Linked DNA regions of Homo sapiens: all the other regions are linked to region 1. The links are chromatin loops, found by intact Hi-C in ENCODE. Cell type or tissue: chondrocyte. All regions are shown on one strand. Links, peaks and the distances in the headings refer to the core of each region. The heading gives the core; the rest is flanking DNA. Region 1 has its middle 120 kb from the start of SORBS2. Region 2 has its middle 36 kb from the start of SORBS2. Region 3 overlaps SORBS2 (sorbin and SH3 domain containing 2).

Evidence for each region. Peaks named below come from ENCODE experiments on the same cell type or tissue, not always from the same donor. Only the 100,000 strongest peaks of a DNase experiment are listed, where the experiment ranks them.
Region 2: a loop joins it to region 1, with 3.0 times the contacts of the local background. A loop is called at or near these places in 1 of 110 quality-filtered maps.
Region 3: a loop joins it to region 1, with 2.5 times the contacts of the local background. A loop is called at or near these places in 1 of 110 quality-filtered maps.

What each region holds. Positions count from the first base shown.
Region 1 is chr4:185,928,376-185,938,694 of GRCh38, forward strand. It overlaps a transcript of SORBS2 not described here. Among named protein-coding and RNA genes, the nearest start is that of SORBS2, 120 kb to the left of the region's middle. In chondrocyte, for the core only: no CTCF peak of the experiment used is centred there; a DNase peak (open chromatin) is centred at 4,332.
Region 2 is chr4:185,843,088-185,853,406 of GRCh38, forward strand. It overlaps a transcript of SORBS2 not described here. Among named protein-coding and RNA genes, the nearest start is that of SORBS2, 36 kb to the left of the region's middle. In chondrocyte, for the core only: no CTCF peak of the experiment used is centred there; no DNase peak of the experiment used is centred there.
Region 3 is chr4:185,788,060-185,798,378 of GRCh38, forward strand. All of the region lies in intron 1 of SORBS2 (sorbin and SH3 domain containing 2), which reads right to left. Among named protein-coding and RNA genes, the nearest start is that of SORBS2, 19 kb to the right of the region's middle. RefSeq lists enhancers at 8,121-8,637, 8,638-9,153. In chondrocyte, for the core only: no CTCF peak of the experiment used is centred there; no DNase peak of the experiment used is centred there.

The DNA of each region.
Region 1 (10,319 bases), core at 2,120-7,119:
CCTGAGTGGCAGAGCAAGACCCCATCTCAAAAAGAAAAAAAGAAAACATATTTCTTCTTTGTCTAACTCCCTGAACAAAGAGAAAAACTACTTTATAGACAGGTCTTGAGCACTGCGGGAGAGTCAGGCACGTGGGGCCCCAGTATCTCATGGATTTCATGTATAAGAAGCTTCTTCTTCTTTTTTTTGAGACGGAGTTTTGCTCTGTTGCCCAGGCTGGAGTGCAGTGGCGCGATCTTGGCTCACTGCAAGCTCTGCCTCCTGGGTTCATGCCATTCTCCTGCCTCATCCTCCCGAGTAGCTGGGACTACAGGCGCCTGCCACCACGCCTGGCTAATTATTTTGTATTTTTAGTAGAGACGGGGTTTCACCGTGTTAGCCAGGATGGTCTTGATCTCCTGACCTCGTGATCCGCCCACCTCGGCCTCCTAAAGTGCTGGGATTCCAGGCGTGAGCCACCGCGCCTGGCCAAGAAGGTTCTTCTTTCCAGCTTTCTTCAGGGATCATGCAGGTATCTTCAAAGTCTAAGATGCTAGGAAGTCATGGGCACTGTGTTGAAATAGAGGGCGTATGCCTTACATAAACACATCCAAACTCTTATGGTAACAAACTGTGCTGGCCAAAGGAAAAACTACTGTCATTCAGGCCACGAGTTTGCAACTCCTGGTTTATCACAATTATAGTGATATTCCTTTAAACTAAACATTTGGATGTAATCTTTTTCCACCTATAGAAAGAGAAATCACCCTTATAACAGTGGTTTTAAAACTTTAGTTTACACAAGAATCCTATGACGAGCTTGTTACCACTGTGGGTTCCTGGGCAGCACCTCACAAGATTTCTGGGTCTGCAAGTCTGGGATAAACATCTCTGAGACAGGTGACCCAGGCTTCCACAAGCGCTGAAGGAATTTGGATTCATTCCAACCAGTTAACACTCAGAGGGTGTCAATCCAGTTCTGAGAAACTTCAAGAAATCAACCTCACATGATGTAGAAAGATTCAATCTGTAAATCATCATAGCTCTTCTTTCCAAAGTCTTTTATAATTGAGTTTAAAGCAGAGTACAAGCAAATATCTCATTTGTATGATCCATCAAAGGTCAATTGTTTTCATTATGATAGCAAAGAGGTTTTATTTGTTGTTTTTTGTTGGGTTTTTTTTTTTTTTTTGAGACAGAGTCTCACTCTGTTGCTAGACTGGAGTGCAGTGGTGCAATCTCGACTCACTGACTCACTGGAACCTCCGCCTCCCGGGTTCAAGAGATTCTCCTGCCTCAGCCTCCCGAATAGCTGGGACTACAGGCATGCACCACCACGCCCAGCTGATTTTTGTATTTTTAGTAGAGTTGGGGTTTCACCATGTTGGCCAGGATGGTCTCGATCTCTTGACCTCGTGATCCACCTGCCTTGGCCCCTCAAAGTGCTGGGATTACAGGCATGAGCCACTGTGCCTGGCCGCAAAGAGATTTTTAAAAGCCTGATTTTGGGCGTGTGTGACACTATGGGTTGAATCTCATATTCTGCTATTGACGGGGATGAACTTGGGCAGTTTATTTCACTCTCAAGCCTCAGCTCAGCCATGGATAAAATGGAGATAAGAAAAGAAATGACTGCACGATGTGGTTGTGAGGAGTCAATGAGGCAATGTACAGAAAGCACTTACCATGCATGGCACACACGAGGGCAGAACAAATGTGTGTTATCTTTGTCACTACTTTTCTACAAGAATCAGAACAGGATGCTAACAACATATGAAACTGATAATTCTGCACTTGTTTTCAGGGATATTTTAAATGGTCACCTCCTCATCCCCCAAACATAACAAGAAAACCCCATAGAATTACAGTTTTTATTACTTTATGTTAGTGAATAAAACTTGTATCTCTATTATAACACTAGGATAGAGGTTTTTTTGTTTTGTTTTGTTTTGTTTTGTTTGAGATGGAGTCTCACTGTCTCCCAGGCTGGAGTGCAGTGGTGCGATCTCGGCTCACTGCAAGCTCCACCACCCGGGTTCACGCTATTCTCCTGCCTCAGCCTCCCGAGTAGCTGGGACTACAGGCGACCGCCACCACCACGCCCGGCTAATTTTTTGTATTTTTTAGTACAGACAGGGTTTCACCGTGTTAGCCAGGATGGTCTCGATCTCCTGACCTCGTGATCCGCCTGCCTCGGCCTCCCAAAGTGCTGGGATTACAGGTGTGAGCCACTGCTCCCGGCCCTGGATAGAGTTTTAAACTGGGGGATTTTGAATCCTTTCAGCTCTCTCTGTTTTGATAAGATATTTCTCCTTATCACTATCTTATGTTATTCTGAAGGTGTAACTCATGAAATATGATCTGTCCCCTCCTCCAATGCTATCCACTTGTTTCCAAGCAATGAAAAATCATAGTTTCTATATTCTTCTTATAAAATAAAAAGAAGCAGAATTCTGTGATGGAAAAAGTAATAATGACTTGTATACGAATTCTGTGGATTTTTACTTCTCCCTTAATTAATGCATCAATGCTACATATTTTTATAAAACACTAAGTCCCTGTGAAATGTATGTGCCTCTAAAAACTCAATGCATTGATATACCTACCCTATTGAAATGGATAATTTCATTAATAGTAAGTTAGAGAATGCTGATTAAATGAAGAAAACACATGAATATATTTAAAGTGATGATATCTTCACTTTTTATGGTATAATTATAAGTATATGAACAATTCTACACAGAATTACATACATTATGATCACATTAGATAATTTATCATTATGATTCATCATTTTTATGCTAAACAGAGAAGGAAAAAGGAAGCAAGACAATAAGGAGGGTATGGGGGAAAATGAGAAGGAAGAGGAGAATCCATCTACTAGCAAATGTTTATTGACCAACTACTATATACTCATGATTTCAGGAGCCAAGGAGAAAAGTTTTACCTTGGAAAAGCTTATGGTCTAATTATAATAACTCTTTTACTGCTAGAGAAAAAAATATTCATGACACTTGTTAAGGACACACAGATTTTATGAGGGGGGACACCACAAGGAGGTTTGTAGTTGGGAAGAGTGACTGAGCTCAACTCCAACTACAAGGACGAGCGGAGACTGATGGCCAAGAAGCAGGCTGCGGGTGAGCAGATGGAAAATTACTAAGTGGGAACATCAAGGCCGGGGGTTATTACTAGGCTGACTCAAAAATAATCTTGTTGAAGGCAGGCCAGGGTGATAAGATACCAAGGCTAGGGGATGAGGCATTTGATCAGGTACCAAGGGGGATCAGACCCCAAGTGCAGGGGACTTTCATTAAACTGACGCAGCAGGATTCTTGCTGAAATTAGACTAAATGGGCCAAGGACAGACCAGAGTGAGGTTAGGGAGAGAGTCACTGTCAATACAAAAAATAAAGAAAAGAAAGAAAGAAAAAGACAGGAGAGGCAGAGACAGACAGACACACACACATGCACACATGCAGAAAGAGAAGAAAGATAACAAGGACATGTAAGTAAATGGTCTAGCCTCTAAGTTTACAGGAGTTAAGAGAAAGTGAGTAAAAGTGTGTGGAAAAGAATTCTTATATGAGATTGCCCTAGAGTACATCTTAAGGGAAGAACCTGTCTCTCTCTCTCTCTCTCTCTCTCTATATATATATATATAGATAGATATAGATATAGATACAGATATATATTTAGTGTGTGTGTTTATTATATATTTATTTATATATGTGTGTGTTTATTATATACACATAATAAACACACACCTTGGTAAACCACTTGGAGGAAGGGGCCCCAAGATCATGAGGAAATGAGCTGACTCAGAAGCAGCTGAACAGCAATGCTTGCGGGATTAGGAGGCATTTGTCAGAGGGGCAGCTACGAAGGGGGCAGTGGAGGGAAAAAAGGATGGATCCCCTGATATACTGAAGAAATCTTGCAAAGGACAGTGGAGGGTAGAGAGTAGGGTGTTAAGTCAACTTTTAATAACCACACACGGTTTTGACATGTCCACTGCTGCTTGTCTGCAAGCAGAAGTGGCGTGATTCGATGATAGTCTTACTTCTGGATGGCAAGGATGATTTTTTGGCCAGACAATACTGTTATCATTAACAACAACAAAATCCCCACACATTAAGTACTGGGTTGGCTGAAAACAGACCTATACCAAATCAACACCTCACCATTAAGGAGCTAAGCCTACCGCACGGCATTTTCTCTTTAGCCAGAGCCAAGATTTTATGAGAAAATATGAAGAGAACAGAGAGTTGCCGGAATGCAATGTCACTGCATTGCAGGGCTGTATTTGTTGGCAAGCATCTGAGACCAGCCTCTGCAAACTGCTGTAGGCAGGGCCTGGCCTAAAGCGGATGAGCCCCCCTGGGGCTCGGTTGCCCTGGCCACACCATGATCCTTCTCTATGACTTACCCTCTGAAGAAAACACAGCTTTTCCTAGCAGCTAAAAAACAGTTTCTCTAGACTTTTATCTTCCATGATAAATGCAGATGTTTAAGGGTCATTTTGTAAATTATCCTTCTACAATGTTTTCAGTTCTCAATAATCAACTACTTGATACTCACGAGAAAAGCAGAATTCTTCTTAAGCCTTCTGATTCAAAATGCTTCTCCTAAAAATGTCTTCCTCTGCTAATAAAGTGTTTCACATCATTACAACACGGAGAAAACATGTAGATCCCAGGCAGTCCAGGCTATGATGAATATCTCCAGCTTTTCAGAAAGACAAAGTTGATTCCACATCACTGTGACTCCTAATGACCAGTTGTCTCAAGGGAGGTCTGAGTCACAGTCCCAGCAGTGTCTCCAAAGGCAGTACGGTGCTCATGGATAATTACAGTTTCATATGTTGGTAAAAACACAATCCACCCAGTGATCTCATGTCTACTCGAACGTTACAGCAGTTCTAGAGTATCGCTGTAGAATCATCGTGAACTGTGGTATTTTGCAGTAACCATTAAAGTACAACAGTGTTTGAATCATCTGTGGGTCTATTCGTCTGCTTGGGCTGTGATAACAAAGTACCACAGACAGGATGGCTTAAACATCCTGTGAGAAATGCATCCTGTGAGAAATGCATTATCTCACAGTTCTGAAGGCTGGAAGCCTGAGATCAAGGTTATAGCAGACTGGTTCCTTCTGAGGCTGTGCGGGAGAGTCTGTTGCTTGCCTTTCCCCTTGCTGGCCGTCTTTGGCTTCCTTGGCTTGTAGACGCATCACCTGGATCTCTGCCTTCATCTTTGCACGGTATTCCCCTTGCGCGTGTGTCCATGTCCAAACTTCCCCTTTTTATAAACAAGGACACCACTTATATTGGATCAAATGCCCACCCCACTCCAAAATGACCTAATCTTACCTAATCTGTTAATTTACCAGCCACTCATTTCCCAAAAAAAGTCACATACGTAGGTACTGGAGGTTAAGACTTCAGAATATGAATTGGAAAGGAAACAGAATTTAGCCAATATCAGTGGCATTTCAGTGAAAGTAGGCCACCTGATATGAAGACCCTTCTTGAAAAGATTACAGAGCTTAGGAACATAAGTTGACCTCCAACTGGCTTTAAAGTCTCTCTATAGATGGCCTGCTAAGCTGCACACTTTCCAGAGACTGTGGTTTTGTTCTCAATCAAAAGTCTTTCCTTCAAAGCATTTTTCCCCATAGGAAAAAATAAAATCTTTAGGGAAGACACATCCGTCAACTTTTCCCAGTAGGTTTCATTTAAAGTCCCTCTCTGGTTGGCACTTTTGCTGACTGATTTCTCTTTTAACCCTCATGTCTTTTCCCGCATGCCATTGTTGGATAATATAGCAATTCGAACACTGTTTGAATAACAATCTAGAGGACAAGAGCCTTTCCTGCTTTCATTCATTTATTCATTCCACAGATGATTTTCAGAACCGCTCTTCATGGCGTGACCTCTGTAAGCCCTTCAGGATAAAACATGAATAAGGCACTGTCCCTGCCACGCAAAGGCTTGCACTCACCAGTGAAACAGAATGAAGACACCCTTCTAGAATAAAGGCATCCAATTTGCTTTTGTTTAGAAAACTCTCACCCTTCCACAAAGCAATATGAGATTTTACATATTAAAGAACAAAAAAATTTTGGTCAATCACGGTGGCTCACACCTGTAATCCCAGCACTTTGGGAGGCCGAGACAGGTGGATCACCTGAGGTCAGGAGTTCGACACCAGCCTGGCCAACATGAGGAAACCCCAGCTCTACTAAAAATACAAAAAACAACAACAACAACAACAACAAATTAGCCAGACATGGTGGCGGGCCCCTGTAATTCCAGCTACGTGGGAGGTTGAGGCAAGAGAATCGCTTGAACCCGGGAGGCGGAGGCTGCAGTGAGCTGAGGTTGCACCACTGGACTCCAGCCTGGGCAACAGTGAGACTCCATCTCAAAAAAAAAAAAAAAATGAGAGAGAAATCAAGGCAGTTGCTGACATTCAACTCTAATCAGATACTCAAGACGGGGTCTGTCTTTCTAAACACTGTTCTGTGGCCCCCTCTGTGCATCCCTAGACTGCTCAAGGAGAAGATGCTTGATCATGGCTCTTCGGGATAGTTTGTTACTGAGTCAGGTCGCTTCTCCATAATTTGCACTTTAGGTGTTTTGGATAGTACCTTCTATGTATGAAATATGTTCTGCCTTTCTGTTCCAAGTCAAATCATTACAGATATCAAAATCAGCCAACAATCAAGGCTAATGTAGCTCTTTCCCCAGTTCTTAAGAAAAATCCAAAGAAACACAGTTTGTACCCACAAACCAATAGGCAATGTATCAGTTAGTAAAACCCGATCCAAATTCAATAACTGAGAAGTTTTTCTGGTCCTTAAGGCACAAGGGGTTCAATCCCAAGTATCTACTATTTCCACAAGCTTCTGTCCCACCATAAAGGGGCTGAGTCTCAGCTATCAATACCACATTTTAAATTTATTATTTTATGCTTAAATATCACTTATCTGTAACAAGAAACTCAAAACTAAGCCATGGGAGATAACACGTTTAAGAGACTCCTTGACTTTTGCATCAGTTTTCTCTGCCCCCATAAGCTTGTTGAGATATAAAGCAAGATAATGGCAAACACAAAAATGTCTCTCACTATGTCCCAGCACTATTCCAAGTGCTATAGCAATATTAAGACATTAGATCATTAGAACAAACTCCACCAAAAGGCCAACATTTTACCATGAGTAGCCATTGTTAGTACCCAAGAACTAGTTCTTTAGACATACCAACTTTAACTAGGGTATTGATAGGGCTAATTATCACCAATTTGAAGCTGTCCAGTTAAAACCTAGAACGGTGGGCTGTTTTTGAGATATGTATATGGGTGGAAAACATGATTTACTCTCCACAGAGACACCAATAATCAATCAGAGCCGTAGTTGGTAACACAGAGCATCATGGGAGAATGTGGAAAAGAGACACAGGCTGCCTTTGAAAATTAAGTGGGAGAGTAGTGAACAGGTATGTTTTCTTTTTCTTTGTGACATGGTCTCACTGTCACCCAGGCTGGAGTGCATTGGTATGATCTCGGCTCACTGCAGCCTCTTTCTCCCAGGCTCAAGTGATTCTCCTGCCTCAGCCTCCTGAGTAGTTGGGATTACAGGTGTGCACCACCATGCCTGGCTAAGTTTTGTGTTTTTTGTAAAGATGAGGTTTCACCATGTTGCATGTTGGACAGGCTGGTCCTGAACTCCTGAGCTCAAGTGATTAGCCCGACTCGGCCTCCCAAACTACTGAGATGACAGGCGTGAGCCATTGCACCTGGCCAACGGTAAGTTTTCAATGAGGAGACACGTGCTATTCAAACTTAGTCCCATATTTAGTTGTGCGAAGAGAAGTAAATATAAAGCCTTCACAAGAAAAGCACCAAGGCACATGGTTTATCCTGGCTCTGGTTGGCTCCAGTTTCACCCACCCTCCATCCCTGCAACAAATATTTATTGATGGCCAACTGAGAGTGGGCAGTATCCTCAGTTCCAAAACTACAAAGGCTGAATGCAGTTGCACATAGGCAATGGGTACTGAAACCATCAATTACACAAAGTTATAAAGTACGTATGGGAACTCACAAACAGGATATTTAGGAGAAGGAGGTGGTGGGAAGCTTTCAAGACAGAGAATTGAATGTTCATAAGTGTGACATATTCAGAAATTAATTTTTAAAGTAAATTTCCTCAAATCTAATCTAAATTTTAATTCTGAATTCTTCAAGCTGACCCTTGCCACCATTGATAATAGTGTGATAACCATAAATCCCATATTTCTGATCATTCCCAGTTTTGAGTATTCTGTCTCTTTGTCAAGTCACATGTCCCAATTTTAGGGCTAGAAAACATGGTCATCACGTTGATTAGAAATGCAATTTACAGAAGATTTCCCTTTCCGTCTGCTTCTAAGACTATGCAAGAGTCTCCTTTCACCTCCCACACTCAGCTTCTGCTCTCACTACCAACAGCACAGCATGCACGGCACGGCACAGCATGGCACGGGCTGTCAGTTTCACTGAAGGTGGAAATTCCTCAAGAATGCCTAATTAGAATGTTTTAAAAAATAAATTCAGCTTCTTAGACAGTAAGAGGACTACCTTCTAAAAGATTACATAGCACAGTTATTTTAATTCCAAATGTAATTGAAATTCCACTCAGAATTGTCTTCTTGAATGACAAGTCATTCTATTTCAACAATGACATTGACTGATTTTAATTATGACATGGTTTCCTGTCAGCCTGGTGCTTGAACCCGATTTTAAGGAAAACTCATTCATCTCGTGCTTCTGCCAGTGAGTGAGTGAGTGAGTGAGTGAGTGAGTGCTTCACGAGAACTGGAGGAGCATGTTTCCTACGCTTTGAGAAATACATGTGACCTTTTGAAAAGTATATCAAGTTCTGCATTGTACTAGCAGTCTCACCGTGGGTGAGGCAATTTCTTGAAACTTCTGTTTATTTACTCTTACAGTGAGATAGGTTCAATTTTTCTTAACAGAGCTATTGTTAGGGTGAAATGAAGTAGCTGCTTAGCCATGTATCTGAATCCAAGATTTTTGCTCTTTATTGACACCATAATGCCTCAATCTTAAGGTTGATGGGCACTAAAGTGCTTAACTTCAGAAGTGGAGAACTCCATATTTCCTGAGCCCAGGAACAAATGCACTAAATCCTTCGTCAAAAAGTACCTCTAGGTCTGTCCTCCTGCCCCAAAGTGATGAAAGATGCATTTAGCAGGGCTCTACATCCTTGGTTCAGTCCTCCTACAGGCTCCTGATTCGAAAGCTCACCAAGTGATGCCTCATTAAAACCACTTTATTTTAGCTGGAAGTGGAGGGGAGGGGGAAATGAGGAATGAGGAAGCAATGAACACAGAATGATGTGAAGAGGGATGCTGCCTCAGCAGGGACCGGCATCCAGCCCCACAGGTGCTGTGCTGTGGAGTCGGCTCCAGCATCTACTCCTTTCTGTGCTATGTAAGTGGAGAATTACACATCTCTTCAGAGTTGGAATATCTTCTCCTCTCTGCCCCTTCAAACTCAGTGTCATCTTTGGAAATAGCAGCTCACACCACTACTGCTGTTCAGAGACTGTCAGTGGCTGCCTGCCTCCTAGGTTTTAGAGAAATCATTCTTTTTTTTTTTTTTTTTTTGAGATGGGGTCTTGCTCTGTCACCCAGGCTGGAGTGCAGTGGCATGATCTCGGCCCACTGCAACCCCCACCTCCCGGTTCAAGTGATTCTCCTGTGAGTAGCTGGGATTACAGGCACCTGCCACCATGTCCAGCTAATTTTTGTATTTTTTGTAGCGATGAGGCTTCACCAGGTTGGCCAGGCTAGTCTCGAACTTCGGACCTCAGGTCATCCACCCGCCTCGGCCTCCCAAAGTGCTGAGATTACAGGCGTGAGCCACCACGCCTGACCAAGAAATTATTCTTAACATTTTGTAGTTCAGATATTCTTTTGATAATCTAGGGGAACCTAGGATCCTCTCACCCAGAAAAATGTAGACACATACACACACACACACACACACACACACACACACACACACACACCCTTTTATTCTAGTTCCATGCTCTAAAACTTGTCCACAAACTCCAGACTGAACAACTTGCTCAGGAAGATCAGAACTCAAACTTCTTATCCTGCGTGTCAAAGCTCTCTGTAATCTCACCATTCATCACCCAAGACTTGACCATTTCTGAGATCCCAGTGGAAAGCATCCACTCTGATAATTATCTCTGATCATTCCAGGCAACTTATCCTAGTATCTACACTCTGGTTACGTTCCACCTCCCCGAGAACCCCAGTGCACCAA
Region 2 (10,319 bases), core at 1,844-6,843, 86 kb before region 1:
ACACAGGGAGTGTGGGTAGAAAGAACAGAGCACTGAGTTATGGAAGACTTTGTAGAACAACTACCCTGAAAGGCAGCTGCAGGAAAAGGCCCCCACAAAAGGAGGATGATTCAATGGGAATCCGGAGAGTGTGGGGTCACAAAAGTCTAGGTAGTTTCACTAAGAGAAAGCAAAACAGCAGTTAACACAGGACTGAGATTGGGAACAAGGAAAAGGTATCCACTTTCACCATTCCTATTCATTATTGTATTGGAGGTTCTAGCTGTAGCAATTAGATTTAAAAAACCCAGGATATATATAGAATAAAAGAGAAATAAAACGGTTTTTATTCATAGATGACAAAATTGTCTACATAGAAAATCTCAAAGATATGCAAACAAGCTACTAGAATTAATAAAGGAGCTTAACAAGATTGCAGGATATAAGTAAATATAGAAAAATCAATAATTCCATATGGTAGAAATAAACAATAGAAAATGAAGATTAATAAGCAATACCATTTGCAGTAGCACTGAAAAAATACTTAGAAATAAATCTAACAAGATACATGTAAGCTTTGTATGCTGAAAACTATAAATTATTAGTTATAACTATAAATTATTAATGAAACTAAGTAAGACCTGAAAGATGGAGAGATATATCATGTTCATGGATGAGAAAACTCAGTTGTGTTAAGATATCCATTCTCTCCAAATAGATCTTAGATTCAGTGCAATAAATCCCAATTAAAATTCAATTTCCATCAAAATCCCAGCAAGCTATTTTTTGAAATGGGAAATTTTATTCTAAATTTGTATGAAAAATCAAAGAAAGTAGAATAGCCTAAGCAATGTTGAGAAAGAAGACAAAGTTGGAGGCCTTACCTACCTGATTTCATGACCTCACTGTAAACCTACAGTGTTGAAGACTGTACACTCTATGAGTATATGAGATAACACATCCCTTCCTTGGAGGAAGGCAGTTCACATAGATCAGTGGGAGAGAACAGAACCCACACCTTCAACACAAGTGCTAAGGCAATTCAATGGAGAAAGGACAGTCTTGCTAAACAAAGACTGGAACCATATGTGTAAAAATGAACACTGATAAATACACTGGACCCTATACAAAAAGATTAACTTGGAATGGGTCATAGAGCTAAATGTAAAACTCAAAACTATAAAGCTAACAACAGAAAGACAAAGAACCCAATTCAAAAATGGGCAAAGGGCTCAAAGAGACATTTCTCTAAAGAGGATATGCGAATGATCGGCAGACACACGAAAAGATGCCCAACAGCGTTGGTCACCAGTGAAATGCAAAACACACCCACAATAAGAGAGCACTTCACACCCATGAGAATGACAATAACAACAACAACAGCAAAACCAGAAAATAACAGATGTTGCTAAGGATGTGAAGAAACTTGAATACTCATATACGGCTGGAGGGATGTGAAACGGTACAGCTACTGTGGAAAACAGTTTCATGATTCCACAATAAATTAAACACAGAATTGTCATATGACCCAGAAATTCTACTCCTGTGTAAAAAGTGAACACAGATCTTCAAACAAAACTTGTACACCGATGCTCACAGCGGCATTATTTACAAGAGCCAAAAGGTAGAAACAAACCAAATGCCCACCAATTAATGAATGAATAAAGAAAAGATGGCATATTCATACATTGAAATATTATTAAGCCATAAAAGGGAATGAAGTACTGATACATGCTCCAAGATGTAGAAACCTTGAGAACTTATGCTAAATGAAAGAGTGAGACACGAAAGACTATATGTAACACGATTCCATTCCATTTATACGAAACACTCAGAAGAGGCAAATCCATACAGGCAGGAAGTAAATTAGTGCCTGCCTGGGGCTGGCGAAAGAGAAGAATGGGGATTGGCTGCTTAGTGGGTATGGGGTTTTTAGGGATGATGAAAATGCTTTTTTTTTTTTTTGGACAGGGTCTTGCTCTGTCACCCAGGCTGGAGTGCAGCAGGGTGATCATGACTCACTGCAGCCTCATCCTCCTGGGCTCAAATGATTCTCCCACCTCAGCCCCCCTAGTACCTGGGACTACTAGTGGACACCACCACCCCCCAGCTAATTTTTTATTTTTAATTTTTTGTAGAGACAGAGTCCCACGAGGTTGCCCAGGTTGGTCTCCAACTTCCCGGCTCAAGCGATCCTCCCACCTTGGCCTCCCAAAGTGCTGGTGTTACAGGTGTGAGCCACTGTGCCTGGCCATGAAAATGTTTTTGAAGTAGATAGTGATGTTGGTTTTGCAATATTGTGAAGGTAGTGAATATCACTGAATTACATACTTTAAAGTGGTTAAAATGGTAATTTTAATATTATGTGCATTTTGCAACAATAAAAAAATCTGTAAACCTTATAGAAGAAAACAAAGGAGAAAGTCTTTGTAAATTTGGGTTAGAAAAAATGCTTTATATTGCACACAAATTGCACAAGCCATAAAAGGAAAAATTAACACACTGGACTTGATCACAGTTAAAATACTCTGCTAAATAAAAGGGAAACCACAGAAAGGGAGAAAATATTCACAAAATATGTATCTGATAATAGGCTGGTATACAGAATATATAAAGAATGTACACAACTCAACAATAATAAAACAAACAACCCAATTTAAAAAAAGAAGCAAAAAAATAGGCAAAAGTTTTGAACAGGTACTTTAACCAAAGAGGAGATGCAGATCTAAATATGGACATGATAAATGCTCAGTACCATTAATCATTAGGAAAATGCAAATGAAAACTATTACACACCTTTCAACTGGCCAAAATATAAACAAAACAAAATCTGACAATATCAAATGCTGACAAGGATGTGGAGCAACAGGAGCTCTCATTCACTGCTAGTGGTGATGCAAAATAGTACAGACTCCTTGGAAGATCGTTTCTGATACTGTTAAACATAAACTTCATGCCACCTGGCAGTCCCAACTCCTTGGCATTTATCCAAGAGAAATGAAAACATATGTTCATACAAAAACCTGAAAGTGAATATTTATAGAGGCTATATTCATGGTCACTAAAACCTGGAAACAACACAAATGTCCATCACCTGGAGAGTGGATACAGAAACGATGGTACATCCATACAACAGAATGTTACTCAGCAACAAAAAGGAAAAGGCCACTGATAGTTGCAACAAATGGACGCCTCTCAAATGCATCATGCCAGTGAAAGAAGCCAGACCCAAAAGACTAAGTATTGCATGTTTCCACTAATAATACATTCTGGAAAAATAAAACTATAGGGACAGAAAGCAGATCAGGGTTTGCCAGGGGCTGGGGTCAGAAAGAAAATCAACTGAATGGGGCCAAGGACCCTTTTTGAAGAGATGAAAATTTTCTACACATTGATGTGTTGGAAGTTCTGTAATTTGATACATTTTTCAAAATTCATTTATCTGTACTCCTAAAAAAGGTGAATACTGTATATAAATTATACTTTCATAAACCTGACTTTAAAACATGACTGAGACTATCACTTGGTTAAGGCTAACCAAAAGGGCTTTGGCAATCCTATTGGGAACAATTTCACTGGTAAAGCCTGAAGCGAGACTGAGATAATAGCGTACATTTATTCAATGAGGTAGAAAGCAAGGCAGAGAATAGGAAGCGGGTGCTTCTGCTGAGTGCTCCATTAATCAAGTTAAACTGTTATTTCTTTCCCCCTAGGCTTGTAATTCAAACCAGGGAAAGTTTGGGAGAGAGGGGGAAGGGGGAGAATGGAGTTATGATTCAGAATCTCCAAGGGCATTTGTGTTTGAAAATTTTATTTATGATATTTAAATTTAGAGAAAAATCCCTATTTGTCAAATAAAAACTAGGGAAAGGAAAGAATGATAACACCTTTGGTAGATGAGGATATCCAGAATAAAAACATGACTCACTGGGGCCATGCTCCCTGGGGATTCTTTGGTGTGGCGGGAGTGGCGATAGAGACAAGATTTTTTATAATAAAACATGGCAAAGGATAAAACAATTAGATAACTTCTGTCCCCAAAACTTACACTTATCTTGTGTTTAATAACAGATTCAGTGTTGATAGAGTCTGAGAGTATTCCCATCATAATGTAAGTCTGCTCCAGTGGACTTTTTACCACTTTGTGTTTGAGCCTCAATTAGTAGGAAACAATCTGTTCTAAGATAAGAAATCAAAATCTAATTTTGTTATTTCTCCCTAGTGAGTGGACACTTTCTTTGGGATTGGAGAAAAGGGACTGAATTGGTTTCCCTTTAAAATGCCTTCAGTATCTTTTGGATTGGTGCACCAAATTCTCACTCTGCCCAGTGTGGAGGTGACTGCTGAGTGCCGAAATGCCAGGACCAGAAAATCAAGCTGAACACATGCGTCAATGGTGAACAATTATAGCTCAGAATCCATCCTCGCAGGATCTGGGGTCCCTGTGATTGTATCATCCAGACATACATCCTCCTCTCCTCCCAACTGCAGCAAGTCCAAGCCAGATCTCGCAGGATGAGTAAGCGACATATGGCATGTGTGAAATTCCACTCCACCCTGTTGCCCTTCCCAGAGCTGCTGTAGACGGCAGCAACGATTATAGCAACCTTGACTCCATAAGGAATGTGACAATTTAAACCCTGCAGACTGTTTAGCAATGAGTTATTCCAAGCAGTAAGTTGTACCCTAGAGCCCTGGAATGAACTGAAGAAGCACTGGGCTCACATCTTAGGAGATCTGTTCATCAGGTAGAAACTGGCTTCATCGGCAAGGATTGAGATTTTTCTGCTATCGTTTTTGATGGCTAGTCTCATCAAAGAGCAAACAGCATGTCTCAGATTACAGCTATCAGTCCTTTGGCATTCCGCAGGCTTCTCACATTCATGCCGAGTCGCAGGGCTGACCTGGCCTGAATTGTGGGATCTGAACTCTCCCAGAAATTTAAGAACCCCCAAATTTGTCCCCAGGTCATGGTTTGGGATTGGGGCCACCCAGAAAATTCGACAGACTCAGAGACTCCTTGAGAATGATGCTTTAAGCTGCAGTCTCAGATACCCCGAAATTATATGAGTACAGTGGAATGGAGGCAGAGAAGGGGATGCGCGGTGATGACTTTTTCATAAAGGCCCTAGGATCCAGGTCAAGTCTGTAGTGGTCCCCATGATGATTCTGGGCTTCAAGGGTATTCTGGGGAAAGCCAACCTGCAGGGATTCCTGAGTGCCTTTAACCACAGAACCCCTAATATCATGGAATAAAAGAGAAGTAAAAGTTATTGGACAAGGAATGGTAACTTTTAGTTCATGAAATCCTTTGTGACACACCATCTCAACTTTTGCTTTGGCAAATTTTTTTTCCATGTCAACAACTGCTGTGACTGATTTTGAAACCAGGAAATCAACTTGAATGCAAATAAAAATTCAAATGGATGCAAATTTATGAAAGGTAAACTTTTAAAAAAGTCTTAGAAAAACTGTCACACAAATGAAGATTCTAGTATTCTAGTGGTTCAGAATTAAGTCCAGGTTTTAAATGTTCTTTATAAGGATATCTCTTTTTTTTTTTTTTTTTTTTTTTTTTTTTTTTTTTTTTTTTAAGAGGCAGGGTCTCCATACATTGCTCAGGCTAGACTCAAACTCTTGGGCTCAATGGATCCCCCTACCTCAGCCTCCCAAGTAGCTGGGACTACAGGCAGCCACCACCATACCTGTCTAGGACATTTCTTGACATAGTTTGAGCCTTTTATCTGACGGTTAAGTCTGCTGGGTTCAGTACTGTTTCATTTCTATAGATAATATATCCTAAACATTTTCAAGTTACTTGAGATTATTAGATGCAGTGAGATGAACCAAACTAAAATATCTCTTGTAGCCCTTTCACTAGCTGTGGCTTATTTATATTAAAGAAGCACACAGTAGTGACACATCTGTGACACAGGGACTTGACAGCTGCTAGGTGGTACGAAAAGGTTGGTTGTTTTGTTTATTTTGGACAATGCCCATCAATCACGAGAATGATGTTAGAACCACCTCTTATATAGCTGGCCCTTACTGAAACAAGCACTGTTGTTCCAGGACCCTGTCAGATTAGGGCTCCATCAGACTGAAAGAGTAGCTTTTTCCTGCTCAGGGTCTAATAAAGCTCCTGGCATCTTGGCACACCCTTGTTGACCCTGTTGCCATTCTAGAGAGCAGACACTACCCAGTGGAGCCACCAGAGCTTCCCCAAACCCACTGCGAATTCCGACTTGAGACACTGCAAGGCTCAGCCCATTGTATTTTGAAGTAGGATTTTCCTTAATGAAAAAAGTCTTTTTCATTATTTCTGTCCAATCGACAGATAAAGAATTTATGAATTCCAAGTCACAAACTGGGTTAGATTGTCGCCTGCCACTCTTCCTCTCCCTGCCATTTTTTTTTTTTTGAGATTCTGAGAATTTTCCCATTATAAAATAAGTCCACTCCAGTGCAGATAATTCCTCACTCACATGCTCTGAAATTCTTGCTTCTGCCTAAACCCTGTCCTGTCTCTGTGATTACTCTTTTAGACATAATCTTTGTGGCTTCACCCCTTGTTGCAGAATAAGACAGTAGCCCAGCAGGCCACACTCTCACAGGGGCAGGCCTGGGACTTTGCCTATAAAATAGAAAATCAGCTGCCCATTTTTTCAATTCCAATGAATGTGTAACTATCAAAGAGCTTATTCCATCTGGTCCTGTTCACAGAAGACTGAGAGACGACAGACAGGAATGTTGATGGCCAAACCACTTAATTTCTATTGAGTCTAAAAAAGAAATGAAGAACAGTTCTAGGCTGCCAGAAAACAGAAGATAAGCATATGGTTGTTAAAATTACAAGAACAACTGGGGCAGAGGAGACAAGCTGCTTGCAATGGCGTAAGGATTTCTACGTTGCGTTTTGATCCACACCCACCCTGGCAATGACTGCTATTGCATAAGCCTTCAATTCTTCAGGCCTGTGCAGATACTGATTTAGAATTGGTCTCTGGCTTGTTATGAAACGAAGCTCTTTCATGGCACAAATGTGGAGCAGAGGCGAACCTGGTTTGAAGATGCCTATGAGACCTATATTCTCATCCTGCCCCTCGGGCATGAGTCACCACTTCCCCCTAAAATATGGAAAAATGCTAAAGTGACTTTCATGTGGGATGTACAATTGGTAATGACTGAGTTGGGAAAAACACACAACTCCCTGAACTATCCACATGCCATGAGTTCTCAAGGCAGTCTTGCTGAGATATTATAGGAAGTCTAACATTCTGCTGACTTGTCCCATATGTCGAGAGTCTAACAATTTTACAAACAAGTTGTTAGAGGGAAAGAGGACAGTGTCTTCATGGTTGTCAGAGAGACCCAAGCAAATGACAGCATGTAGCTCCTTGGTATCCTGGCATCACTGGCCTTGGAAAATTTTGCTGCAATGATAGCTCTGTTCTCCTACATCAAAATAGGGACTTAATGAATTTGATTTGTGAGTGCTATTAAAAACCCATCTTCTCTTCTTTGAACAAGTAAGCCTGGTCAACTGCCTGTGCTGAAAACCACTGAAGTGTGTATATCATATGTTTTACAAGACTCTAGTTCTATTGAGTCGGGTTGAAATATGCTTAAGAGCATGTGATGGTTAATTTTAATGCATCAACTTGACTGGGCTATGGGATGCCCAGATAGCTGGTGAAACGTGATTTCTGAGTGTGTCTGTGAGGGTGTTTCTGGAAGAGATGAGCATTTGAATTGATAGACTTGAATAAAAAAGATCCACCTTACCCAGGGTGTGTGGGCATCATCTCATCTGTTGAGGGCCTGAATAGAATGAAAAGGCACACGAGGGTAAATTCACTCCCTCTCAGGTTGAATTGGGACACCTATCTATCTCCCGCCCTCAGATGTTGGTGCTTCTGGTTCTTGGGCTCTCAGACTCAGACTGAGACACCAACGGCTTTCCTGGTTCTCCAGCTTGCAGACAGCAGATCGTGGGATTTCCTGGCTGCCATAATCACATGAAGCAATTTCTATAATAAATCTCCATATTTATGTATAAAACATATATTCTCTGGGGACCCTCGGCTGATACCAGGTGCACTTGTTAAAAATCATTTAGAGTGGAGAAGATGAGTAGCTTATCTTTCATATTTTGCCTCTGACATGGCTATTGTTAAACTCGGAAAACCTGTATCTTCCCAGACATGAAGAAATTCACCTTCAACTACCACAAAGACCATGATTTGGTGTTTACAAGTTTATTTAGAAACAGGTATTTTTTAAAGTGGTTCCATATTCTTTTACGTTCCTTTAAGGAAATATAATAATATGATTATAAAGGAAAGGTGGATTGACTCACGGTCATCTCTATGAGACAGGAATAAGCAAGGGGTTGCACTTACAAGCTGTCCTTTTGGGATTTTTTTAAAATCATATTCACATATATATATATTACATCGTGTAAAAGACTTGTGATGGTTAATACTGAGTGCCAACTTGATTGGCTTGAAGAATGCAAAGTGTTAATCCTGGGTGTGTCTGTGAGGGTGTTGCCAAAGGAGATTAACATTTGAGTCAGTGGGCTGGGAAGGCAGACCCACCCTTAATCTGGGTGGGCACCATCTAATCAGCTGCCAGCACGGCCAGAATAAAAAGCAGGCAGAGGAATGTGAAAAGACTAGACTGGCTTAGCCTCCCAGCCTTCATCTTTCTCCCATGCTAGATGCTTCCTGCCCTCGAACATCAGACTCCAAGTCCTTCAGTTTTGAGACTCAGACTGGCTCTCCTTACCCCTCAAGCTTACAGACAGCCTATTGTGGGGCCTTGTGACTGTGTAAATTAATACTTAATAAACTCCCATATATGTATCCTATTAGTTCTGTCCCTCTACAGAACCCTGACTAATATAAGACTGTAGAGAAAAACTTCATGTATGTAACAGGGACCCTTGCATAACATAGAGCTTAGCTTATACCAGAAGATAATTGTTTGATGAATGAACAAATCCTTTCAGGGTACAATAATTCAAAGCTTTTAATACGTTTAGCATAGCAACAAAAATCCATGGAGTCAACACAGCTACAGGCAGCCGATCCCTGTAAACATCCCCAGGGCACTCTCTAAAACTGTAAATTCGGCTCCTATTTTTTACATTCTAACACACCCTCTGTTAAGGCCACTAAGTCACTCATCTCTCAGGCAGGATGAAACAGAAAATAGCTTAAGGACTAGCGCTTTCAGCCCATTGCTGTAGGTTCACCAACCTCAATGCTACCTCTTATTCTAGACTGGTATCTGCAGAGTGAGATACTATTCTCTCTAGTCCCAGATCATATGCTTCTTCCATAGGTATAGGTAAGGTCACCAACCAAAAAATGGAGTCCATACTCTGACAAATACAATCATATTCATGGGAACATTTTAATTTGAGTCTATCCTAGAAAACTCAGGTCATTTGGTTGTTTTGTAGTGTTATGTTCCACGGTTTTGATATGGCTGTAGCTTTCTAGAGATTTCCTTGAATGATAGGAAAAATTTTAAAGAGAAAAACTGATTTCCACATTCGAGTTGCACTTCAGATGGAATTTGTGGGCTGCCAAATTCTAGCCTCTGCGGTAGGTTATTCTGCTCACAGCTCTTTCTAATATTCAGTAGAGCGGGCTTCTCAAGTCCACCCACGACCCCAAGAGTAGAGGCATGTGGACTGAAACCATGGTGTCTGGGAAGAGTTGGCACACAATGTTTTTGTGGTTTCTCTTTTTGTTTACTTGAATTAACATAAAAACAGTGCTTTAAATCATTTACCACCACGCAAATCACCACTTGAGGATGCTGGGTCTCTGTTTGACCCCTTGGTCCTGGTGTTCACTCTCCCTTTGTGCCTGCCACCCTGCAGGGGTCCTGAGGAAATCATGAAGGTCACTACACTTTAAATATAAGTGATGGGAGTGGGTTAGTGGAAATAAACTCCCACAAATATACAGGAGATGAGTATGTGTATGTACAGCATGTAAAATACCTTCTCCCTGCACATGTCTAGTGGTGACCCTGAGCTGGCTTCTCAGTGCCATCCTTAACTTGAAGAAAAAGGGGAAGGAAATGATAATATATGCTTGGAGTTTCAGATAAATAATAGCGACCATCACAACCATCTGGGGAGTGAGGTATGATGAGGCTTATTTTATGGATGAAACATCAAAGCTAAAAGAAATAAAACCACTTCTACAATGTTTTATAGGACAAAGTATGTATCCTTTTCCAAATACATATATATATAAGCAGGAAGTATGCTATCTTTGAGGTATTCTTTAAGGCATGATCTCGGCTTCTTCTAGTTCGTT
Region 3 (10,319 bases), core at 2,171-7,170, 140 kb before region 1:
TCCACGGGGCCTGCCGGGCTGTTCCGTGAGCACCAGGGCTGCTCCAGCGCCAGCTGCTGCTTTGTTCTGCCTGGGAGCAGCTTTGTCGGAGACTTGCTACTCAAACCCCTCATGAACTAAATGAGCTGTTAATGCTGTTCGCAATCGTAGACTCATTGAAGTGTCAGGTGGTAGCATCAATGGAGCAACAGAAAGAGGTTTTCATAGAGAAAGAAAAGAGATACCGACAGAGAAAATGGGGTTTGCAATAATTTCAGTAAGAATGGATTCAGCGGGGGAAAGAAATTAATAGGCTATATCCTAAAAAGAAAAACAAATAAAATTTGGTGCTTCAAAGTTTCAAATTAGGCACATTTCAGTTGAGTCATAGCCAGACACTCAAGTACGGCAGTGTGATCTCAGAATCAGTCAACTATCAAAGGAGAATAGCACCATTTAAGATAATTAGAAAAATGACTTCAGAAATGAGATAATCTCAGAGAGGAATTATTCGTACAAGGCTCGCTGGTGAAACTTCTGAAAAAGAGAACCTTGCAGCTGAGTTCACTTTATAGCATTATATTAGGGTATACTTATTTGGTGAATTTTATAATTATACCCTGTAATGAATCTTACCTGCAAAGACAGAGAAAGACTCAATTCAAGCCACCCTTCTATTTGCATATATAACGTTGGGTAAGAGAAGAAGGAATTGGAAAGCTCTTCACCAACGGTGCCCATCACTGTGGCCAAACGTGGGTTCTAAATTGCAGAGCCTCCACCATTCTGCAACTTGAACTCTGTTTTCGTGTTACAGATTAAGATCTATCCACTTGGCCTATTTTAAAAACAGTTGCACACATTTGAACACACCTTCGAGACTCCAAATTGGACTTCTGTACCACCTTCTATTTTCGGTAACCACAAGGGTGCTGGAAATTCAAGTACTAACAAACGCCACGACCTACAAACTTAAGAACATGAGCTGGAGAATACATGATTCCTGGGCCGCAGAACACACCTGCGCTCTGGACTCCAATTATTCTTTGGGGCGTTTGACTTACAGATCAAGGACCAGGTCAGGTCATCTTTGTTTGGGATGTTTATACTCTTTTTTGTGAAGTCTTCAACATTGCATTGCTCTTTTTCTTAACACTCAAAAGTCAGCTTAAGATCCAGTGTTAAAGCTTATTTTTGTGTTTCTTTGAGATTAATATGATATTTCCATTTTCCATGAGAAATGAGACTGCCTTCCTTCTACTCTTAAGCAGTCCTGTAGAGAACTCCTAATACTCATTCATCTCCACTCACCTTATCCAGATTCGAATTAGCTACAAAGGTACTCAGGGATTCTATGCAATAATTATTCAAAATAAAGTCATAACAATTTTATTATTTAGCAAAGTATAATTTATGAAATAAATCATATTTATAAGTATAATTAATATATAATTGTGTATTAGATAATAGAGTAATTGCTTATCAAATATGGAATATATTTATATATAATCAAGAAATTAAATATAATTTCTTATAATGTTTAAATATAAATTATTAAATATAATTTTAGCAAATAAAGTCATAATTTCATTCTATAGTCTCCTCTATTTTTATGTTTAAATGGATACATTGGTGTCCTCAGAATATACCATTTTTTTACAACAGAATCATTCAAGAGAGACATTATAACTTTTTAATTCTCTTGATTTTTAATGCAATATTTCATTAAACTCCTTTTAAGCATTAGAAGTTTTTGAAAATGTGCCAGGTGAGGTATTGTTAGGTAATTTTGCTGCTATTCTTGCTTCTTGACCATTTTCTCACTGTTTTAGTGCATTTGGAAATGAGTTTGACCCTAAGTTTCTTCCTACCTATATAAATACTTAGAAACTCTTGTACTGTTTCCAAATCAACTGGAGCAGTGCCTCCATGGGCTACATTTGCCGTTATCTGTTTCACTGAGAAACAATATATCTACTGTAGTTAAAAAGTTCATGAATGGTCCTTGCTAATTTCTAGGCTGTTGAAACATGTCTCTAATTTCACAGATTTTGAGGAGGCAAGAGATCTGGAGTTTTATTTCTTTTTTTTTTTAATAGCATAGTGTTGGATTTATTCAGGATATGAGAAGACAGTCATCTGCGCACAACACATTTGCTATGAAAAAAAATTGTTAAACTACACTTATCTCCACTCACTGCTTCAGTGGTTATGTTAACTTTGTCCTGAGAGTAGCTAGCATTGGGGTAAGATGTAAAACACAAAAATAATGATGTATTATTCGATCAGTCTATTAACCCATACTGATTAGTGGCCACACTCAAAAAGACATATTGTAGCGAAAACATTCCCAATTCTCACTCACATGATAACCACCCTGGCTCTACAAGTACAATACGTGTATCTTTGCCACTTATCTGTTGAATGTGTACTAATAGCTTCCTCCAATGAATAAGGACTCTAAACTTCAGGGATCATTACAAGGTACCTGAGGAGCTGGGCGACTCTACAGTTGGAATTATTTTCACATTAAAAGAGCCAAGAAATCTATGAACTCATATTTTACTCAATTTATTTGTGCAGCCATATATAAATAGATGGTCTATTCATGTAAAAGAAACTATTATTTCAATTCTAAGAATGTTAACTTCATTATTCATAAACTAGTCCATTGGTCTGATAAGAAAGCATCTCTCATCTCACAGACAAATACTCTAAAATATGTTTATCACTAAACAACTGGCTTTATTTAGGGAACAATTCAAGATTCCCTGATCACATTTTCTGAAATGATCCAATTTTGTCACTCAGCATTGACTCTGTACCACAGAAATTGCATTCCTGTTCCACATTGTGTCAATGGAAAGGAAGGCTGATTTTGGTACTTAGCTATGAATATTCCATACTCTCTGTTCTCTGAAAAATGTGAACATTGAGTAGAAAATCATGAGTATGGGGGAAAAATAATAAAATATATGAATGTGCTTTTAAGAGCATGGCAATGTAGTGAGGCTTATTAAAATGCCACTTTTCATAAACAATTTAAAAAGTTTCTCTAAGTACTAATTTGGGAAAGTATGCTAATTTTCAATACTTAAAACCTACATCTGTTTAAATTAGAATGAGCACATTTTTGCCACATGTCACATTTTATTACCATGCAATGGTAAGTATAAATTTACCACCTACATAAGAACAAAATATGGGCAATACATTTATGAATACATTAAATGTTTAAGAAAAAGCTTTTCTGCACTTCATATGATCTTGTTTTGTTTGTACAGACTCATGTTTGTGAGCTGGGCAAGTTAGCTTCAGATATAAGGTATACATAGACCTTGGGTGTGGAAGGTCCAGGAGGGCCATGACTTCTGTTTTATTCATATAGCACAGTGCCTGCCCCATAGAAAAAACCTAGCTCACAGTGGAGAAAAGTGAATGATGGAATAATGGACGTACAAAGCCAGCCAAGGTGAGGCTGTACAGTGTTTATCATAAACAGTGGATGTTCTGAAGATGACCTCTTGACTTGTTTTTTATTTTTCTTACTCTAAGTGCCTCGGGTGAACTCTTTCACCTAGCATGTTAGGACTAATCTGCAACGTGGAATTTATTATAAAAGTGAGTGCTCATACTTGATATTTGTCACACTAGATACTCTTAAAAATGTGAAAAAAATAAGATTGTTTTTCCCCCACAAGTACATGCCGTCAGAGTAACCATTTTCTTCTTTAGATCAGAGTGCTAATAGTCAACAAAGGGAAATTGTTCAACATGTACAGAGCCCCAAGACTCTGGATTCCTTTTAAACTCCATGTGAACTGTATTTGGTTCCAAAGTAGAGCTAATCATTCTTAATCCAGGGGTAAAACCACCACTGCCAGTAAACAGACAGGCCCCCTGGCATTGAAGATCAAGTTGGTGATGATCAGTTTTCTAATGGGACAGCTTCTAAATAATGTCCCAATTTAAAATTGATGCAAATTTTGATAATGGAAATTGACAAAATGTTTATATTCAGAGGGTTAAAAATTTGTTTTCTATTGCTTAGTCTTGTGGCATCCTAGTTAGATGTCTAAACATGATTGGTGCTACCTAAATTTCCTTTGGCCCCATTCTAGATACATCTCCTTATTTTGAAATTTTCATAACGTTAAGTAGATTTAGAAAATATGGGACGGCGTGGTGGCTTACGCCTATAATCCCAGCACTCGGGAGGCCAAGATGGGAGGATCACCTGAGGTCAAGAGTTTGAAACCAGCCTGGCCAATATGGTGAAACCCCGTCTCTACTAAAAATACAAAAATTAGCTGGGTGTGGTGGCAGGTGCCTGTAATCTCAGCTCCTCAGGAGGTTGAGGCAGGAGAATTGCTTGAACCCAGGAGGCAGAGGCTGCAGTTAGCTGAGATCATGCCACTGCACTCCGACCTGGGCGACAGGGTGCGACTCCATCGAAAAGAAAAGAAAAGAAAAGAAAGAAGAGAGAGAGAGGGAGGGAGGGAAGGAAGGAAGGAAGGAAGGGGAGGAGGGAAGGAAGGAAGGAAAGAAAATATGAACAAGCAAAGAGAAGAAAATAAATCTTCAGAAAAAAAATTGTTGACATCCTAGACTGTTTTTTTTCTTCCTCCCTCTTTTTATTGTCGTGCTATTTCTGATCTTGAGGATACGGAAATTTGGTGTTCACTTATAAATAACGGTTTCCATAGAGCCCATGAGCAAAAAATACAGAGAGAATGATAAAATGAGAAATGTAACATTTTCTTTTGGCTGATCTGTAGTTCCCACAAATGGGCAGTCTAGAAAACTGTTGACAGTGCAGGGTTTGGAATGTGGCCGACTCAAGCTGGAATCCCACTTTCCCCACATGTGTGACCCTGTGCAAGTTGTTTAACTTCTCTGCGCCTGTTTCCTCTTCTGTAAAATGAGAATAATGTACTCATCAGAGCGTTTGTGTGAATAGTCAATGAGAGGTATTTAAAGAATTTGGCACGCTGCCTGACACACTGTGCATTGAATGAATGGTGGCCATTATTATTATTTATAAGAATACTTACTGTTATTTTACTTTCTTAACTAACCCTGCAGATCGCAAAGCTCCAATACCATGTGATGTGAAGACTCATTTTAGATCAGCCCAAGAAAAACACCATTAAGCAGGTAAATCCAAATTCTGTTGGGAAAAGATCATATGATGCATTCTCAAGCAAGTGCTTCAGGATTGTGGCACTGCAGTCTCTACTAGCCTAGGCAGTGGCAGGATGGCTGTTCTTTGGGAATAAGGTCTTTAGAAAACAGTGAGCTCCCACATTCTATCCTGTCATCATTTTTGCCGTGAATACTCCACATAATTTATCTCCAGATGATTAGTTTGCCTTAGTGCAATGTAATTAATTGGGACCAGAAGATACAAGAGTGTGTTTGTTATACTCTAATGAAGTTTCTTTGAGTTTTAAGTTGGACTTCAACAGTTAAAGAACAACATGATCACGGAAAGTCAAATGGATTGTATATTAAGAAGATTTTTATTTATTTATCTATTATGGAAATTTATTTTTATTCTGTGTATTTTTTTATTTTTGACCCAGTTGAGCCTTGTTTGGTCAATACCTCTGGGAGATCTTGACAAAACAAAGCGTGTCTGGGCCAAAGATTTCCTTTCCATCTCTGGGGATTTTTTTTATTGATGATGAAGTTATTATGGACTGAGAGCCAGTTATGTGCCAGGCCCTGTGAGGTATCCTTTGCACAAATTACTTCATATAAGAGAACGACTGGTCCTATGATCTATGCACAGCATCCTTCTTTTACAGAGACCAAGCCTGTGGTTGAAAGATATGGAGTCACATGGCAGCGGCCACACCTCCTCGAAAGCTAAATCCATGACTGGGCCTTGGTCCCCGCAGGCTCCTGCCTGGCCTGCCCCTTCCTGTCCTGCAAAATTGGAAGGACATTGGTGCAGAATTGGAGGAGCCCTGCCTTTGACAAGGCACATACAAAGGGAAAGTCTGTCAAAAAGCATTTGTTTTACTTTCTTTTTTAAAAGAAAAAAAAATACTGTTATTTACTGACTTTTAAAACTAAGTGACCAAACATTGGTGACATAAAATTGTTTCTTAAGTATAACAAATGTCACTTCAAATTGTTTTTTGGATTTTAAAAATAACCAGGTAAAGAAATGACGTTAGGGTGGGGAGAGAGGGCAGCAGAAAGAGAGTGGAGAGATGGAGAAGGAGGAGGAGGGAGGAAATCCAGGCAGTGGGTGGGGCACGGCCCCACTGATGAGTGTCTGAGCCATGGGCGCTTGGTGCTATTCAGGGAGGCAAGGTCCTATGTTCATAAATAATGTACTACAGGGACAGTTTGAAAGTGATCATTAAATTTACATTTTTAAGGCAGGGGAGTTGCAGTCACAGCCACAAATATAAAAATCTAAATAAGGTGTCTTCAAGCATTGTCCTGGGACAAGAACTGCAGATACATGGCCCAGCCTCAACTCTCTAGATATCCTGCTGATCTCAGGGAATTCAGATGGTGTTTCCTGGGTCCAGTTCTCCCCCGCCACCCCTCTGAGGAAGCCCAATCTAAAGCATCCATGTTGGATGCTTTTACCATGACAAGGTGTGGAGAAAGAGGAATTTCTATAAGTAGAATGATAATGAGGAGCTGCCAGATTTCTAGCAGGCTGGGGACTCGGTGGTTCCCCTTGACATGATGCTTCTGGGCATGACTGAGGTCCTGGGTGTGTGACTGAGGGTCAGGGTGATGGTGTCTGAGCATGATTGAAGTCCTGCCTATGTGAGGAATGTGGGAAGGATATAACAGGACTGGTGCACCCAGACCTCTGGCCTGGGGAGAAGCTGCTTTCACCTCCAGCCAGGAAGAGTGGCTCCCAGCAGCAATACCCCACAGTAACTCAAAGTCATTAATCATCTCACTAAGTAAACTGTGTTTGATTCACAGTAGGCAAGAGTGTTCACAGATGATGCCTAAAAACACAAGTAGTGTGTATAGGCGGGCTTCATGAGCTTGCAAACTGAGCATGTGCACCTGACCCTGTGCTTAGAACGGCCAGGTGTTCTGTTTGATACCCTGCTGTCATCATCTATAACTTATTCATCATACTTTTGGAATTGCCTTTTCATCTTGCGCTGGGCCCTGCAAATTTATATAGCAGATTCTTGTTGGGTAAATTTCAACAGAGATAAACAAAGTTTCCAAAGTTTCTGAGACTCCAATCTCACATCCTACACCCTCAAAAATAGAAGAAAGAGGTCGGGGCAGCTTCGGCAATTCCTTCCTCTCTCCTGCCACTGGGACAAGCTCACCTCTGCTGCACCCTCCCTGCCTCAGCAATCTTTGATCTGTACCTTCAGAGAAGGTTTTTATCCTAGTCCATCCCCAGCAGACACCTCCTGCCCAGCCTCTCTCTGAAGGTCTACATGGCAACCACGGGCTACATGTGGCTCCCGGGCACCTGCCTTGCTTGCACTGAGATGTGTTATCCTGCAAAATACACACAAGATGCGAAAAAAAAGAATGTCAAGGAAATCATTACTATTTTTTATACTTGTTGAAATCATATTTTGGCTGTACTAGGTTAAAAATATTATAAAAGTTGGTGTCATCTGTTTCCTTTTACTTTTTAAAATGTGGCTGATAGAACATTAAAAATTACATAGGTGGCTTCTCTTTGCTGCTCAATATATTTCTATTGGTCTAGACATTTTTTTTAAAACCACATATCCACCTAAGTGTTCCACCTATATCTCCATCTCAGAAAGTCTCAAACCAGTTTCACTATCTTCTTCCCCCAAAACACTTTTTCCATGTCTTGTTTTCCCAAGACAGAAACCTGGTGATTAAACCATAGCCTGCTTCTACTCCCAAATGCCAGCTGAGAACTGTTGGTTCTGTCTCCATAATCTCTCCACGCCAGCACTTTTCCCCCAGCCCTACTGTCCTGTCTCAGCTGAGCCATTCATCTTTTCTTCCTGGATTACTGTACTGTCCTCCTACAGGAAATTCCCTTATTTTTTTTAAATTTTCTTGTAGAGATGGGATCTCACTGTGTTGCCCAGGGTGGTCTCAAACTACTGGGCTCAAGTAATCCTCCTGCCTCTGCCTCTGAAAGTGTTGGGATTAACAGGCATGAGCCACCCCACCTGGCCCTATGTGAAATTCTTGAATTCATTCCCACCCTACCTCAGTGGTGCTCTCACAACAGAGAAACTATCTTATAAAGGAAATCCTATTTCACCTTCCTGCTTGAAATGTCTCACAGTTGCCCTGCCATCTGGCTCTGGTCTGCTTGCTCGATTTTACTCACTATCTCTCCATATCGGGCATCCTGCATTCCAGCCATACCAATGGCTCCCAGGGCCCTGCAGATTTATATGAAATCCATCGCTCCATGCCTGGGCGCTGTGGCCACGCTGCTCCCTGGTCACGGTGAGGCTGGGCATGCCTGGGCGCTGTGGCCACGCTGTTCCCTGGTCACGGTGGGGCTGGGCATGCCTGGGCGCTGTGGCCACGCTGTTCCCTGGTCACGGTGGGGCTGGGCATGCCTGGGCGCTGTGGCCACGCTGTTCCCTGGTCACGGTGGGGCTGGGCATGCCTGGGCTCTGTGGCCACGCTGTTCCCTGGTCACGGTGGGGCTGGGCATGCCTGGGCTCTGTGGCCACGCTGTTCCCTGGTCACGGTGGGGCTGGGCATGCCTGGGCTCTGTGGCCACGCTGTTCCCTGGTCACGGTGGGGCTGGGCATGCCTGGGCTCTGTGGCCACGCTGTTCCCTGGTCACGGTGGGGCTGGGCATGCCTGGGCTCTGTGGCCACGCTGTTCCCTGGTCACGGTGAGGCTGGGCATGCCTGGGCGCTGTGGCCACGCTGTTCCCTGGTCACGGTAGGGCTGGGCATGCCTGGGCTCTGTGGCCACGCTATTATTCCCTGGTCACAGTGGGGCTGGGCAGCTTCCAGAGCGAATGTGGACATATTCTTAGGCCCCACCTCACGCACTTCTTCAGAGAAACCTCAGAGGCTCCTCCACAAGCCACGGGTACCCCCAGATTTCCCTCACTCTATGCATCCCATGCGCCTCTAGCAACGCAGGACCACACTCGAGTAGAGCTGTCTGTGCCGAAGACTGTTTGGCAGACACTGTTTCAGATGCGTTCCAGACACTTAGGAGAGCGACTGACACAGAGCAGGGCTTGACTGATTACATCCCTCGCTCATTTCTCCCGGCCCCGTCACCTTAGTTCATGCCCAAGTTTTCCTCTTGTCGAATTCATCGACACTATCATTTCGTAATCTTTTCTTGTGCCCTTCATTTAATTTGATACTGTTACCAGTTATATATTTTTCACCCACAAATATGATCATTACTTTTCCTCTGTAAAGAAGCTCCAATGGTTCTCTCTCTTTCTCTCTTTTTCTTTCCCTAAAGAATTAACCCAAACTACTTAACATGATGATGATCCTGATGCTGATGACAAAAATAGGCATGGGTGGCCATTCATTCTGCCTCTGACGTGCCAGGCGCTATGCCGGTCATTTTGCAGTAATCTCATTTAATCCTAATGATAATACTCAGATGTAAGTGCTATTATCTCTTCCCCCTAAGTAGGGAAATAGGGGTCAGGAAAAGCCCAGGAGCCTGTTCCCCAAGACCAAGTTAGCACTACAGAGCTGGGAATGAATTCCAACTTTATGTGACTGCAAAGCTCTTCCATGCCCCCACACCACCCCACGCCCGGTTCTCCCTACTGTTCCTACATTCCAGACGCACCATCCAGCCTGCAATGTGCTTTCACACCATGTTCACCTGCAGACAATGCTTTCTCCATCTAATGCCCCTGCCTTCACCATGCACACACTGAAGTTGCCTAGAAGGGTCAGTCACACTCTACTCTGTGCCTTCCTTCTGCCTCGGCACTTGTGATGCTGCGGGATTATCAGTTTCCCCTCCCTCATCCCAAAGACTGAACAGTCACCAAGAGTAGCAAGTCGACTAGTCACCACTGAACATACGCAGCCTGGAGAATCAGAGGTGCACGGTGTGTGCCTTTTACATGAACTCATGCATACACCAAGAATGATAGTAATGCCTGCTCACATTTGTTTAGCATCTCCCACATGCCAGACCTCACCCTACACAATTAGAATACATAATCCATTCAATCCTCCCACCACTCTTTAGGATAATGTATCATCTTAATCCTTATTTATTTTTTCCAGAATAAACTTGTGATTCTAACAACTTCAACATAAAATAAATAACTTTTGCTCAATATCAAACTCTATAAAATCACTAAAATTGGCCCAATATCCTGGGTTTTTTAACTT